Regions from separate parts of the Homo sapiens genome. Here region 2 is linked to region 1. A link is a contact called in ENCODE Hi-C data. All regions are on one chromosome and are shown on one strand. The core of a region is the stretch at or near the end of the contact, and the rest is flanking DNA. Distances in the headings are between cores, read along the strand shown.

The links. Hi-C counts contacts between places; a loop is a spot of excess contacts on that map. Pooled maps may share reads with other maps.
Region 2: a pooled map shows a loop between it and region 1 (2.2-fold over the local background). The contact joins the enhancer-like site here to the promoter of SPATA13-AS1 in region 1. A Hi-C loop is called at or near these places in 6 of 50 pooled maps.

The regions. Positions count from the first base shown.
Region 1 is chr13:24,251,756-24,256,636 of GRCh38, forward strand. It overlaps SPATA13-AS1 (SPATA13 antisense RNA 1), which reads right to left and starts at 2,684. Exons shown (of 3, transcript NR_046531.1): 1 at 2,581-2,684; 2 at 1,324-1,444; 3 at 994-1,201. It overlaps SPATA13 (spermatogenesis associated 13), which reads left to right. Exons shown (of 13, transcript NM_001166271.3): 4 at 1-107. RefSeq lists an enhancer at 1-107.
Region 2 is chr13:23,751,083-23,755,963 of GRCh38, forward strand. The region is part of intron 18 of MIPEP (mitochondrial intermediate peptidase); the gene reads right to left. Among named protein-coding and RNA genes, the nearest start is that of PCOTH, 140 kb to the right of the region's middle. RefSeq lists an enhancer at 1,957-2,066. Within about 2 kb of position 2,634, at least 5 of the 41 ENCODE cell types and tissues checked have a DNase peak (open chromatin) inside an H3K27ac peak, as active enhancers do.

The DNA.
Region 1 (4,881 bases), core at 1,434-3,933:
ACCCTACAAGGCTGTGTCGGCCCGGTTCCGGCCCTTCACATTCTCCCAGAGCACCCCCATTGGGTTGGACCGTGTGGGACGCCGGCGGCAGATGAGAGCATCCAACGGTGAGTCTCAGAGTCCCTTTCCTTTCAGAGCTGCTATGGGCCCATCTGACCGTTTCCAGCTAACCTGAGGCAGCAGGTTCTGCACCTTCGCGCCTCCCTTGGGCCAGGGCGCGTTTGTCTGGGAGTGAGGACGGCTCATCTCAGGAGAATGGTGCATCATTTGCTGTCTGGGGTAGATGCTCTGTGTGCCAGGCTGGTGGCTCTAAGTTTGAGAAGTTTGCCCCTCCTGTGGTGTCCGTGTACATACATTCCTGCATGTGGAGATCCCTAAAGAACCGAGACCCAGGCTAGAAATCCGAGATCAACACGTCAGCAGGGTCAGTTTCTTCTGAGGGCTGTGAGGGAGGGTCTGCTCCAGGCTGCTTTCCTTGCGTCTGGTGCCCTCAGTGTTCCTTGGCCTGTAGGAGCATTGCCTCATCTCTGCCTTCATGTTCACATGGCATTCTCCCCTGTGTCTGTCTGTGTTCAGATTTCCCCTTTTTATAAAGACACCAGGCTTACTGCATGTGGGCCCAACTTAGTGACCTCATCTTAATGTGATTATCTACCTAAGACTATTTCCAAATAAGGTCACACTCATGGGTACTGGGGGTTAGGACTTCACCATCTTTTGGGGGGACACAATTCAATCAAAAACGTATACCATGTTTGTAACAATATGCAACGTGTACCCATATGGCAGAAGATTTTGAAAGAACAGGCAGAAATAACAGTAGCATTGTTAGGGTGGTAGGAATGTAGAGCACTTCTCCTCCCACCCCGTACCTGTGTACACACAGCCTTTCCCTGCTTTCTGTAACACTGGTTTTTGTTGTTATGTTAAAAATGTTTTAATTTTAGCGTTCTTTTGTCGAAAAGCAACAAAACCTAACTCTGGCTGTCTTAAGCAAAAAGGGAATTTATTGGAAGGGGGCCAGGTGTGCCCAGAATTGATGGGATGGCTGGGGAACCAGGCTAGGGAAGGGATGGCATCCAGGCTCACTCCTGGGAGTGGAGGAGCCACCGGAAGGTGTGTGATGGGAGACTGGCCATGGCACTGTCCCAGGAGCTAGTGAGGTATCCAGTGAGCACTTTATCTGGGTATCCAGTGAGCGCTTTGAAAATACAAAACATTTAATTAAAGACCCTATCTTGAAGAAGTGTATACTTATTTGGGGAGGAGTTATAATAAGGAGTTAACTTATTAGGAGTTAGTGACTGTCTTTCTGTCACTCACCCAGGGGTTCAGGTCCCAGGATGGAAGATTCAGCTGTCCGAGCTTAGGTGATATGTCCACCACCTGGTGGTACTGGAACAGGAAGAAGGGTGGGGTGTCTGTCTCCAGGGACCCTTGCCTTCTATATGTGAAGACAGGCCAAGTAAGTATTTAACAGAGCAGACAGTACTATAAAGAAAAATAAAACAGGATAGAGAGCATTCATTTCCAAAGAGTGTTATTCTAATGACACTCTAATGAACAGGATGCACCTGTTCCATGAACCCTCTCTCTCTTCCCTAGAAGGAGACACCCAGATCCTCATCAGTGGCAGCAGACACCTCCAAGTCTAGGACCTCTTAGGATAACTAGTCCTCCAGTTCCATGCAGTGCCTCTTCAGCGTTGATTAACTAGAGGCAGATTTAAGCAACACATCCCTACCAGAATGGCAAGGCAGGGAAAGGAAGGAAATAGAGAATTTGGGATGCTGTGGAGAATAAAACGTCATGCAAAGTTTACATTTCAGCATTTGAACAGATTCCATAAGTCAATATGTAGGATGCACCAAGGCACCAGTGACGGCCCTGCAGAAGATGACTTTGGGTAATGTGAGGAGTAGGAGCAGGTGGGGGAGATAGCCTCCTCTCCAAGGAGGTGACGCTGGGGACAGGTGAGTAGGAGGCAGTGAGGCAGAGATCCGAGGGAGGAGAAGTCCTAGCCGAAGGAGCACCAGAAGCCCAAAGACAGGCAGGAAACATGATGTGTCTGAGGTTCAGCAAGGAGGCCACAGTGACAGGAGCTCAGGGAGCAAGAGGCAGACGAGGATGTTGCAGGCTGGGAGGTGGGCTGAGGCTGGAAAGGGCTCTGCAGGTCATGAGGAGGCTGAGCTTGTTCTAAGTGTGGTGTGAAGCCATTGGCAGCAGGAGCATATTATGTTCCGGTTTATGCTTAGAGAGGGAGGGCAGTTTGTGGGGGGAAAGGAAGAGGAATGGAGATTGATTTGAAGGCGATTGCATTAGTCCATTTGAGAAATATGGTAGCAGTGACCACAAAAGCCATCCCCATTTTCCGTGGGTGCTCATTTTCCCAGTGGTACGAAGAGGCAAAAATGGCCAGCCTTGGTTCTGATTCACTGTGGCCAGGACTGTGAACTCTGGAGGAAGTACTTCTCCCTTGGGCACTAAATTCAGTTTCAACAGAGCAGAGTTCCTAGGTGGGAAGAAAACATTTTGCAAGTATATTATTAAGTAATCCTAAGAAGCCGCTTCTATGTTTACCCTTGGTTTCCGGCCCTGCATCTTCTGCTGTGGGCCAGCCTCTCCAAATTAGTCACTGCTTCAGAGCTTGCGTCCCATCCAGGGCAGTATGGCAACTTCTGGGTGTGTCTCCCAGCTGCCTCTGTAACTTCATTTTTATTTGGTTGTTATTGGGTGTGATGGGGTCATGTGCTTCCTTCTCTGTGACGTTCTGGGCCTGGATGGCGTGTGAGATGCTGCGACAGGATAGGGGCCTTCTAGAGGATCCACAGAGTGCAGGAAAACAAATCCAAGCCCAGCATAAGTGGCCCTTCCAGTAGGGACAAATCACCACCCCCTCTATTATGAAAAGGCCCCACTGCAATCAGCTTTCCGCAAGGGGCTGTCTGGTTCCTGCGGGGAACCGTATCATCAGCTTTGTTGAGGGGAAGGCCCAGACTTCCTGTGGTTTAGCCCAGGCTTGGCATCCATTTTTGCCACCATGGCCTTTTTCTTGCTTGCTTCTTTTTTTTTTTCCTTTTTATGAACCCACTGAGCAAGTATCAAGATGACTAGGAAGGAAGACTGGCATCTAGCTGCACATTGGGACAGCATGTCCACATGATGATTGATTAGCCTCTCTTGCAATAAGGATTCATGTAGGATGGACATCATCTCATGCTCTGCGGGTATTCTGAGGTAGCCAGTTATACTCCTTCCCCAAACCCATCCTCAGCCCATCTTGTTCTTTCCACATTCCTCCAGGCCATTCAGCCAGGCCATTAGCTCCTAACCAGGAGTGCGCACGAGCTAAATCCTTGCCTTGCCAAAGCCATCTCTCCTACTCAGAAAGGCTTGGGAAGAGTATTGCTTACATTTGCCGCCGGGAGTTTCCCTGTCCTGAGGACACAGTCACCAGGCTGATGGTAGGAGTTCTCTTTGAGAAGCTAGGAAGAAGACTTGTAGTAGGATGCCTACCCTGAGGCTCCCTGGCTCTGCTCCATCAAGAGGCCTGAGTCTGGGAGTTGAGTGAGGGCCCTCCCTTGTCTTCTCTGTCATGGTGGCTCAGGTCGGGCTCTGCTTGCCAGCCCTGGAGAGTTCCTCCTACACAATGTTGTGGTACCTTTGTGGAATCACTCATCTGTTTTGTTCCTGGGGACCCCGAGATCAGTTAACAGCACAACCAGAGATTTCACAGGTCAAACCATTCAGATGACCAAGCTGGCCCTGCTGTGTGGTATAGTAACTATGCCCACCTTTTTCCCATGACAGATGTCCCACCCCCATGGAGGACCAGGTTTGCATTGCAGTGGAACCATCTCTCAGCAGCATCTCTGGCCTAGAGAGATTAGCAGTACATTAATTATAAAAGCTGCTGTCACATGGGAGATGCAGCCCAAGGGGTGGTGAGACTCACATGATAGACCATCTCTAGCATTTCCATCCCAGTCCTGGAACTCCTTCCTTTCTATGCACTGAGGGTTTTAGGTTTATATACCAACGAAGTGCTAGAATGGCATCCAGCTCAGTAAGCCCACAAATTGAGCTCAGCAAACCAGCTGTAAAAGCATCATTTTGAGACACGTTGGGGAGATTTTCAGATGAACTGAATATTTGGCAACATGAAGGAATTATTTTTAATTTTGTTAGTTGGGATAAGATAGTGCAGTTATTTTTAAGTCCTTGTTTGTTATACACAGATAGTGAAATACTTTCTGCATAAAATATGATATGTGAGATTTGTTTTAAAATACTCCAAAAAAGTTGGTGGGAAATAGTTGAAACAATATTGGCAAAAGACTGATAATCGTGGGTTCATGGTATTATCTGCTTTTGTGTGTATTTGAAATTTTCTGTAGTATCAACTTTTAAATAATAATGAAAGTATATTTCTCCTCCCTGGTCAAGTATTCTCAAAATCTTGATAACCAAAGGTTGGTAAATGGATATAAAAATAGAGCTAGACAGGAAGAATAAGTCCTACTGTGCCACAGTTAATGACAATGTATTGTATAGTTCAAAATAGCTAGAAGAGAGGATTCAAATGTTCTTAATACAAATAAATGATAAGTGCTTGGGGTGATGATATGCTAATTACCCTGATTTGCTCATTCCACATTGTATACATATATTGAAATATCACACTGTACCCCATAAATATTGTACAATTATTATGTGAGTTTAAAATAATAATATAAAAAACTCTCCAAATTAAGTAGTATCCACAACTAAATTTTTCTCAAAATATAGAAAATTGAACATTGCATTTAATTTTTTTTTTTTTAAAGAAATGAAGGCAGAGTCTTTCTAGGTGAATGGAGCCCTCCCTTCCGAGAACTTGGC
Region 2 (4,881 bases), core at 1,384-3,883, 500 kb before region 1:
GTGCTCCGTGCTGCTGGAACTGAGAACTGTTTTTAAAGAAACTAGTAGATAGATATCTTCATTGTTTGCATTAATCTTCTTGGAGCATGGAGGTGATTCTTTGGAGTATAAACCATAATTCTCTGGTTTGTTTCTTAAACAAAAAAAATTTAATAAGCTAGAAGAGATGATATAGGATAATATGGCAAAAGCGAGTGTGTTTGGCAGACTATAAATAAAGCTCTACAGAAACGTAAGGTATTATATTTTAATCAGCTTAAGGTAAGGCCCTGCGGGCTTCTAGACTTTGGTTTGGTGAGTCAGTCTGATGCGAAAAAACAAACAAAATCGAGTTTCAGTTTGTTGAGAATTGACTCATTTAGCTACTACTATTTCTTTCCATCTGATCTGATGTTTGGTCCATTTGAAAAACTCCATAAAGTTATTATTTAGTATCTCTACTTGCATACTGCTTTTGGCCAGAGAGATTCTGATTAGAAAGGAGCATGGAAATAAAGTTGTTTAATATTTACAAATAACCTCCTGGAATGCTAAAATCTTGGACTTTATCCTTTCCCTTCCCCTCCCCTCAGATTCTTTGCGGAAGAGTTGAAGAAAGAGAGCATAAGGAATTCTGTAACCAGAGGCAGAACCCAAAACTAACTGGGCCATGTCCTGCTTACATGGCTGTGGGGAGAATCTTTCCATCAGGACCCCCATGGCTAAAAATGGTTATAAACTAAATTGACAGCTTTGCCACAAAAGTCTAAAGGAGCTCACAGGAAGAGGAAGATTTTATTGTTGATCAGTGGATGTCAGGCAGGTCTCTCCAATGTCAATGAGAATAGATAGGTTGCGACATTAAAAAAAAAAAAACTTGGAGATCGTTAAGAGAACCATCAGGGCCCAAGACCCACATTGCTTACATCTCTTGCCTTCTAAAGGCCAGGTCACTTTCATGTCAGAATGTAAGGATCAACAGAGAAAAATGTGGGCAAGGCAGCACAGAGGGTATGAACACTGACAAAGTTTCATTATTTATAAAAATAGGGACAATATGACCTGTGTTATAGGGGATTAAACTTATCAGAGGATAAGTAAAATCTGAACCTAAAAACTCAGTAAGAGGGATTTACCTAAAAATTTTACATAACATAAAACACAAAAAGACCAAATAGTTTACAGAGGGCAATATGAAAACTTGCATGAGTAATACAATTGCCATTCACAAACTGCTGAAGTAATATAGTTTCCATTCCTAATATCTATATAATTCTACCAGTCTATTTGCTGTAGTAAGAAACAATTCTGCTTCCTAGTGGGGGCAAAGTATTACTTCCTTGCTATTCACAAGCCTCAGCATATCTGTCTTTTTAGAAAACTGCACATTTTCTGAAGTGGCTGTAATGGAAACTGAACCTTAGATCATGCTCACCATAGCATACTTAACAAATATTCTAGTATATATTTTATAAAATGGTAAAATGAATGGAAATGCCATATCATCATGGTTTATTTTAAGCAAAAACCTTAAGTTATCTTATTACTCAGAAATGTGATTTAACATAAGCCAAAAACCATTGTGGGGGTATGAGATGAACAGCAGAAAACCTTAACATTGACAATGAGAGTTAAACCTCACCCCAGATGTCTCAGCAATTAAGAAAGTTGGTTTCAGTCAGGTATTGCCACATGTGTTTAGTGGAGGATTAAGTGACTGAATGTCATGCCTATAATATATATATTTATGTAAGCTATGAATGTGTTTAAAAATAGACAAGGCCATACTGTCAATCTGCAAAGCTACTGCCACACGTCTGTACACACACCCCACCCCCTTCAGAGATTAAAAAAAGGAGAAGCAGATTAAAAAGAAGTGCTTTGGGCCAGGCAAGGTGGCTCAGGCCTGTAACCCCAGCACTTTGGGAGACCAAGGAGGGTGGATCACCTGAGGTCAGGAGTTCGAGACCAGCCTGGCCAACATGGCAAAATCCCGTCTCTACTAAAAATACAAAAATTAGCTGGGCATGGTGGCACATGCCTGTGGTCCCAGCTACTCAGGAGGCTGAGGCAGGAGAAGTGCATAAACCCAGGAGGTGGAGGTTGCAGTGAGGGGAGATCGTGCCACTGCACTCCAGCCTGGGCAGTAGAGACTCCATCTCAAAAAAAAAAAAAAAAATAATAATAATAATAAGACAAAAAAAGAAGTGTTTTGAAGTCAAATCACATTTTACCTCCCGCAAGGAAATTAAGTGACTTTCCTAAGTAATTTATAGACAGTAAGTAGCAGAGTCACTGACTGCAAATCCAATTCTATTTCACCATGTGATTGCTTTCTTTCTCTGGGGAAGAAAATACTGTTTTAACCACTATTATGTTGCCTTCAAATGGTATTTGGTGTGTTAGGCTTTTTAAGAAAGCCCCTGCTGCTGCAACTTGTCTTTTTTCCTGTGAGGATCACTCTATGTAAAGTTAAGTAATGGAAAACTTCTGAATAAATACCTTGCAGCCAAGAGTTAGAGAGCATAGATACATGGTTGCCTAGCAGTGGCCTTTAACTGATGAATGTAAAGCAAACATCAGGGAAAAAAGAAAGTAGAGGAATCCTGTGTGCTCAGGGACTTCCTTGAATAGGGTGTTGGCCTCTAGCTGGTGAGGACTAGAAATGGCCGAGGGACTCAGAGCTCTGAGCAGAGCCCTGTTCCCAAGGGATGACTCATTCTGAAAAAGACAAATAATCTAAAAGTTTGCCTATGTAGAACTTATTATTCAAAGATCAAAAGCATTCCCTATTTGACTTCTCTGAATTTGTATCATTCAAAGAGCACAAATATGAATACAAAGGTATTCTGACCCTAAGAAACACAGTCTTATAACTAAGGAGGTAAAAAAAAGTTGTGATTTGGTTAGGGAGGTACATAGTTTGAAGGCAGGTGTTCTATTTCTTTCCATTTTGCTATGTAATATAATTCTTTACATTTATCCAGGAAGCAGTTAAACAAAAATATATAAGGTACCTATAAAAAGTTACATTTTCATAGAAGAATACTGCCAACGAGATCCTGTATGCTTTTACATTACAAATCTCAGTAATTTCACCCATCACTCCTGGTAATACCCCAGTGTTAAGGCTGTGAGCCAACACCTAAGACCTGCTGTTTTGGGGTACAGACTGACTGCCTCCAAGAAAATGAGAAGCCACTACTATGGGTCTTAGCTTACAAATCCAGCCCTATGAAGTGACAACTGGCATAACCCTCTTTGCATGTCCCCCATTCATCTCTGACATGAAACAAATCATGTGAATTAATGAGATCTGACAGAACAGCATTAAGAAAAATATTAAAATGTAAAAGTAGAATTGTTCTATTGTTTGTGTTAACTAAAATCTGAATACTTAATCATCTCTGGTTTGAATGATGGACTTCTTTTTCTCTCATATGTGAATTTTAGTGCAGAAAATATTAAGTTTCTTAACACAAAATTGTTTTGGATAAAGAACAGAATTTTTGAGAGTTAGTTGCAACATTCTGGGAAGCCGACTAGAAAAGCACACCAGCCAAAAGATAAACACTGAAAAAGATTTACATTTTTTTCTTTTGATGGTATCTCCTATCAGCAAATGTTGAGGTGTAGCAGCATGGCCTGGGAAAGGATGAGCCAAGCACGGCTGCCAGGAACACACACCTCACAGAAACTCACCGCTTATTTCCGCCTTAGCTCGGGGTGGGCTGGCGCTACCAACCACCAGCCAAAAGTATACAATGTACCCAATCAGTAGCTTATTATGATGTGCCTATTGTTTCACTTTTGCCTGGGTCTGGAACAGACCCTGAACTAGATGTCCTGTCTGACAGTACAGGCAGCTGAAGAGCTTGGTCTGCTTGCTGCCTGAGGTCCTGGTTCAATCCCTGGCTCTTCCACATACTGCCTTGTTACATAAGCAGAGGGCCTAACCTGCTTATTGTCTATAAAACGGGGATCATAACTCCTACCTCATAGGGTTACTAAGAAGAGTCAATCAACAGATACATGGTAATCCCTAAAACCATCCCCAGAGGTGGAAAGTTCAATAAGGACCAGTAAGGACTAGCTGTAAATGATGGCTGTGTCAGCATGCACACTTCCTCACTCTTCACAAAGCTGATGGAATGAATGCAGTCTCCAAAAGAGCAGGATGTTTGTCTAAGCGTCTTTCACTACTTCACCTCTGGCACATGGAATCATGTCTGGCACATAATTAGCACTTCACAAATATTTGCTGAATAAATGAATGGCTGAAGGCACTGCACAAATATTTGCTGAATAAATGAATGGCTGAAGGCAAGAATCTGGAATTCTGCTAAAAAGGAGTACAGGCATTAGATTCAACAGTCTTAGGCAAGGAGACATTTAAATCACACTCATGACTACCCAGACACACTCAATTACTACAATGAAAACACTTCTCCAATATTGAAAGTTATTTCCTATATGCACTTTTTCAGATAGCCAGAAAACTTTTCAGATAGTCAAGCTCAGCTGCAAATATAACCATCAATATATTGCAATTATCTAGTAACATTCATATCTTCCTATAAATATTTGTAAGCATGTTTCAATGTTCTTATATTCATACATGAAAAATCATGATGATCACTTCCATTTACAATTAAATTTTCAGTAAAAATACTCAAATAAAAAATTACTGAGAAAATTACATAGAAAAAAAGAATTGTAATACCTTAAAGATATTAAGTTCTAATTTTTCAACAGGTAAAAAAACAAATCTAACCCAATGCCTTGGAATTTCTTGAAAATATGTAGTTTTAAACTTTCAGAAAAAGAAATAAAGGAATAAAAAATAAATGAGTTCTTTAGACTAAAAAAAAAACACTGTGACCTGTTAAAATCTAAAGGAAA